2 separate regions of the Homo sapiens genome follow, and region 2 is linked to region 1. The links are chromatin contacts, found by Hi-C or POLR2A ChIA-PET in ENCODE. All regions are on one chromosome and are shown on one strand. Each heading gives the region's core, a stretch centred on a gene start or an enhancer-like site at or near the end of the contact. The rest is flanking DNA. Distances are from core to core; before and after follow the strand shown. Region 1 has its middle 88 kb from the start of WSPAR. Region 2 holds the start of TCF7 (transcription factor 7).

The links. A loop is a pair of places that touch in the nucleus more often than their neighbours do. ChIA-PET counts read pairs that join two places held with the same protein, here RNA polymerase II (POLR2A). Pooled maps may share reads with other maps.
Region 2: a pooled map shows a loop between it and region 1 (9-fold over the local background). The contact joins the promoter of TCF7 here to the enhancer-like site in region 1. A Hi-C loop is called at or near these places in 5 of 37 single-sample maps with no recorded cell type and 5 of 50 pooled maps. POLR2A ChIA-PET finds 5 or more read pairs at or near these places in 1 of 52 experiments (H1).

The regions. Positions count from the first base shown.
Region 1 is chr5:133,824,298-133,827,244 of GRCh38, reverse strand. It overlaps a transcript of FSTL4 not described here. Among named protein-coding and RNA genes, the nearest start is that of WSPAR, 88 kb to the left of the region's middle. RefSeq lists an enhancer at 2,376-2,425. Within about 2 kb of position 1,489, at least 6 of the 41 ENCODE cell types and tissues checked have a DNase peak (open chromatin) inside an H3K27ac peak, as active enhancers do.
Region 2 is chr5:134,113,102-134,116,048 of GRCh38, reverse strand. TCF7 (transcription factor 7) reads right to left here and starts at 1,368. Exons shown (of 10, transcript NM_003202.5): 1 at 894-1,368; 2 at 662-728; 3 at 16-140. The coding sequence starts at 1,142. It also overlaps a transcript of VDAC1 not described here. RefSeq lists a silencer at 1,292-1,411 and an enhancer at 1,502-1,731.

The DNA of each region.
Region 1 (2,947 bases), core at 240-2,739:
TTAGTAATTAAAAGCAAACAAAGCCTGGATGGAGACCTATTGGTGCTGCTGGGGGCGCTGAGGCAGAAACAAGCAGGCAGGCAGCCAGGTCCCAGAGCCGAGGATGATGCGGTATCATAAGAGGTGACAGAGTGCTGCTTCCCTGGAGTGGGGAAAGCAAATGGCTCCTCTGCAGGCCGTCTTTACGGACCCACAAAGTTCCTGCTCCCATCTGGGCCTGGGGCGGGACTGTCACTGGGCGTGCCATTGGGCCTTCTGTGGTGAGAGGGGAGGAGGGCAAGGCCTGTTCTCAGATCCCTGCCCTGCTGGGCCCTGTTATTGGAATCACACTGGGTGCTGGTGACATCCTAAGAAAAGACAGAATTTTAGTTATTAAGTCAGTGGCAGTGGTGGGATTCAAACCCAGTGCTTCCTGACTCTAAAAGCCAGACTCTTGTTTTATTCCCTTAGGTTGGGGTATAGACTAGGTTGAATAGGTGGTCCCCCAAAAGATGTATCTACGTCCCTGAGCCCAGTGTGTGTGACTTTATTTGGAAAAACAGTTTTGCAGGTGAAATTAAATTAAGGATCTTGAGATGGGGTGATACTCCTGGATTACCTAGGTGGGCCCTGCATCCAAGTGTCCTTGTAGGAGAAAGGCCAACGGGGGATTTGAGACACAGAGAAGACACACGAAGAGGAGGCAGTGTGGCCACAGAGGCAGAGGTTGGAGTGATGCGGCCACAAGTCAAGGAATGCTGATGGCCACCAGAAGCTGAAAGAGGCAAAGGCAGCTTCTCCCTTAGGGTCCCTGGAGGGAGTCTGGTGTGGCAGGATTCTGGGCTTCTGGGCTTCAGAACTGTGGGAGAATCATTTCTGTCGTTATAAGCCACCCAGTTTGTGGTCCTTTGTTATGGCAGCCACAGGAAACTAACATGGGTGGCTCAGCACAAGTCAAAGGCTGGGATTTTCAGTCCCTTTGCAATCACTGTGGCATCTTTTTAGATATCAGAGGCAGTCCTGTCAGGCTGAGCATGGAGCCATGTGGCGCCATCTGAATCCATCTCTCCAGGCCTCTGGTGACATCGCAAGCTGCCCTAGTCTCAGTGTCCCTCTCATGTAGCCTGGAGTCCCCAGCCATGGAGCGCAGTGGAAGCTGACCTGATGCTGCATGTACTTTTGTGAATTGATTTTGCTCAGCTCAGAAGTTGCCTGCTTCTCACCTGGAGGCAGTGGCAGGAAGTTGGTGGTGTTTGGGGCCTTTTGCCCTGAAGTGGCACACCCCTTCTGCAGCCTCACCGGCAGGCGACCTCAAGGAAGGTTATAAATAGCAGCCGGGGATGGGTTCTGAGTGCCTTGAGGTGGAAACACAATACTTGATGACAGCTGAGCACAGGGGGAGACAGCTCGATGCTGGGGGCCATTGCTTCTCCGCAGCTCTGACGGTAATCAGAGCAGGCAGATGTCACCGACAGCTGGAGCTAATGGGCTGTCAGACAGGGCCGGACCAACCTGGGACATCCTCCGTGCTCCCTGGCACAAGTCCAGTCCAGACCGAGGGCACTCAAGCATGGGACGCCAGGGGAACGGCTTTGATGCCTACTGGTGAGGGCCATGCCCCTCCCTGCCTGGTGAAGCCTTGTTAGGAGTTGGTGGCTCTCCTGCACCCACCCCCGCGGATAGTTTTATTTTTCATCAGTGGGAAATGGTCATTTGAATTACTGATGAGAGATTAAAACTAAGCTAATTCAGTTCAATTTCTTCAATAGACAAAACTATTGATAATTAACCTAGAAGCAAAGGTCAATGCAGTGGTAAATGGCTGCAGAGGCAGAGGAATTGCAATGAGGAGCTATTAGTTTGTGCTAAGGTGGAAATTATACAAGAACCATCTTGAGAAACACTTTGAAATGAGTTCAAGATTCCAGACCAAAGTTTGGTGCCCACCTGAAAGACCTGCATCTCAGCCTGGGGACTTTTGAGCATAGGATTGGCAGGGCTTGTTTCTTGACTATGAAGTCCTGAAAAAGGAGTGAGCTGTGGTTTCTGGGGGGTGTGTCCTTCAAGGTGGCGTGGGAGTAGGGAGACCTGAGGCCTGGTTTTAACTGGTTTTGACTCCTGAGTCTCTGTGTGAGTGCAGCGAGGCACTGAGTCCCTGAGTGACCTCAGTGTCTCTGTGAAGTGAGGAGGTGGAGCCAGGCCACTGAGCCTCTTCATCTCTGCCACCACGGACTCTTGCCCTGTGGTTGTAATGAATGATTCCAGGGACACCAGGAAAAGGTGGGCAGGAAGCTGTGGTGCCCTCTCTATTTTTACACACAGCCACCCTCTGAAGGGGATTCACGCTGTGATTTATTAACTTGTCTGTCTGTGGAGTTGGGTGTCTTGGTGGGAGTCCTGGACTCAGGTACCATTTAGCAACCTTGAGAGTTCAAAGGGCTCAGCCATTGGACATGGTATGTGGTGGTTTCCCGGTGCATGCCTGGCTCCACCTCTCCCCTGCTCAAGGATGCCTGCGTGCTTTGGGCAGGAAAAGCCAAACTTGGTTGCTTTGGCAACAGGGGTCTTGGTGAGAAGCTGGTACACAAGCAGGTGCTTCCAGTGTGCCAGAGAAAGGCACAGGGCCTTCTTCGCCCCGAGTCTTCTTACTTCTCTGATGGAGCTGAGTCATGCATCACCTCTTGTTTAATGGTGGTGAAATATACTCAGGTACTCTGATACTGTGAAATATACATTTGGTCTTCATCTCCCTTTCCTGGCAAGAGATCCTGAAGCCCTGGAATCTCTAGAGGGATATGAGTGTCTTTTGTCTGCTTCTGAGATGGCTGGTGGCCCCTAAATAGCCTCAGGATGGGGGCACATGCCTTGTTCTGTGGATCTCTTTCACCTGGATTAAACTGGTAAATGTAAGTAAAGCGTTTCCCTGAGTTCTGTGAGCTGCTATAGCAGATTAATCGAACCCAAGGAG
Region 2 (2,947 bases), core at 119-2,618, 290 kb before region 1:
GCGGGGTCCACTTACCAGCGGGGGCTGCGGCTGGGGGTGCTGCCCTGCTCCCGAGGGGGGTGGGTAATGCATGAGCAGATTGAAGGCGGAGTAGACGGTCTCTTTGTACATGCCGCTGGTGCACTCCGGGGCCTTCAGGCCTGGAAAAACCACAGCTGGGTCAGACACACCAGCCCTGGCAGCGGCTGGGACTGAAGGCTGTCTGCTCTTGAGAGAAAAAGAATTGCCAAGGGGTCCCCTGCAAGTTCCTGACTTGGGAAGGAACGGGCTGGGAGTATCGGCAGTGCCAAGTTTTAGGGGAAGGACCTGGAGGGCAGGCCTCCCCGAGGTGGCCCCTACTTGACCTCCCACCCCCCGCCCTCCAACCAAGAAACCTTGGCCAATTCTGTCTCCTGAAGGCGGCGGATTAGTCAGTCACCTGGGCAGGAGGGGAGGCGGGGATGGCGGGGGTCTGTTTACTCCTATAAAGGTCAGGGCACCGGAAGTGACTCGACCCGGCGGCGCCCGGGAAGCCCGCCCCCCACTCTCCACCCCTGGGTTCTGCCGCCTCCTGAGCTGCGGTGGGGGAGGCACCCGGCTCCCCGCGGTCCTTGGCGTCCCCGTCCCACCGAGGCCAGGGCCTGAGCGCGACGAAGGGAAGCCGGGCCGGGCAGAAACTCACCGTCCTCCAGGGGCTCTGGAAGTTTGTCCGGGAAGAGTCTCTGCGCAGCGTGTTCCCGCCCGAGAGCCTGGAGGGAGAACCGGAGGGGAGTGAGGGGCGGTGGGACCGCGGGGGTCGGGGCCGACGCCGGGGCAGGGACGCTCTGCGCGCTGGAGACCCCGAGGGCCGCGCGCAACTGGGGCGGCGCGGCGCGGCGACCGCGGGGGAGGAGCCGGCGCCGGCGGGGGCTCACCTCGGCCTCGCCGCGGGCCCCGGCGCCGGCCCCCGGGACCCCCGGGATCCCTGCGCCGCCGGCCGCGCCCTCGGACTCGTTCACGAGCGACGACTTGAGCTCGGCCAGGTCGCGCTCGGGACCGGCGGCGCTGTCGCGGCTCTTGTCGTCCTGCTCCTCGCCTTCATCCTGGAAGGCCAGCAGCTCGTCCGGCGCGCCGAGGTCGTCGCCGCCGCCCGCGCCGCCCCCGCCGGAGTCCAGCTGCGGCATGGTGCGCTCCGCCCGCCGGGGCGCGGGGCGCTGGGCGCCGGGAGTGCGGGGCGCGGAGCCGGCCCGGGGGGCGGCGAGCCCGGAGTCCGAACCTCCGAGCTCGGATCGCGGCGGGCGGAGCGCGGGCTGACTCCGCCTGGGCGGGCTGCAGGCGCGGGCTAGGGCGCGGGGCAGAGCGGCTCCGCGAGCTGGCGGGTCGGAACATCAAAGGCGCCGCCGGCCGAGTGCCGGGGGCGGGGCGGGCACTGGGGGCGGGCCGGGCCGGGGGCGGGACACAGGTCCGCCCCGCCTCTCCTCTCCCGGGAGAGGCCGGGACGCGCCCACTCGGCATAGCCTTAAAGGGCTCGCTCTTCCGGAGCGCACCCTGAGAGAGACGTCGGACAAGCCTGGGAATGATCACCCTTCTCCCGAAACGCAGAGACTCTAACGGGAACTCCTGACCCCGCTTACTCACCTACAACCAGATATTCCCCCTGCTTTCTGCGCCCAGGTTTCTCCTCCGGCTGTGGAGGGCGGGGGTCCCCTAGGCCCTTGGGACTTGGGCGTGGCTTACCATCGCAGCCGTGGTGTGAACTGTATCGTGCCCAGGCTCCAATGCGCCCTGTGCTTTGAACTGGGGGCTTCCTAGGGCTTGAGGCTGCTTGAGGCTGTGCTCGTACCCCAGGGAACCGGCAGCGTTGGAACTCCGCGGCGCTGTTGCGGCTCTTGCCCCATCCTCCATCCCTGTGCCAATCAGGGACTTCCTTCTAGGCCGCCTGCATACAGTGCGAACATAAGTATACCCCCCTTCGCACATTTATTGAGCTCCTGTTGCGTGCAGAGCTTATACATCACACATCTGTGACGGGCCCCTCAGTCAGGCGACGGCTCCGAGCCGCGAACACAGCCAAGAGCACCGGACCTCAGCCGATCCTCCAAGTCCCAGCCCCTATGACTCTCCCAACTCGGTTCCGTGACTAGAACCTGCAGCCCGGAGACTCGGAACTTTGGGCAGCCACGTGGGCGCGGGATTCCGACATGGGTCGCTCGTCCACAGCAACTCAACCCTAGAAGTCGCATTTAGGGAGCCCATGACTCTGAAGTTGACCCTGGCCTGACTAACCCTCTAACCCTCGCTCGATCCAGGCTGAAACATCTAGATTTGCGGAGCGCGGGAAAGTGCCTGGATTCCAGCGCATCTGTATGGCACCCGGGTCTGCGTCCACGCGGGCCTCCACGGCGCGCTTGGCCTGGCTCAGCCCCTGCATCTACAAAAGACGCCGGTCCTTTGGATCGCGATGCAGTCAACAGCAGCTCCCCTAGCAGGTTTCTGTGCTGGGTTCACTGTAGACGCTCACGCCTCTTCTGAGAGCAGTTGGGATAGAGGGTATTTGGGGGAGGGCCGGGTATTGGACGCCTCTCCCTCTGAGGGCCCCACAGGACCCCTGGCAGCGGTGCAAAGCCGGGCCGGAAGACAGCCGTGCCTCCCTCCGGGTCCAGGCCCAGCGTGGCTGGCTGTGGATCAAAGAGCTAGGCCATGCTTCCCTGTGTTCAGATCCTATCTGTGCCCGCCCAGCCGGGTGTCTCGGACACCAGCCCCCACACCCCCCTCCCCCGCCACCTCCGGGCTAGGGTGCCCACTTTTCCTCCTTTCCCCAGGCTGGGGCTGGGGGGTGGCATGGGCACGAGTGCTCAGCTTGGTGATGGAGATGAGGGGGACCCTGCCCATTAGGTCTCCCCAGCCTCTTCCCAGGGTGGGCTTGCCGCTTAGTCTCGCCTCATCTGCTCCGGATTGGCGGGGAAGGGGGGGCTCGGCCCTGCCCGGA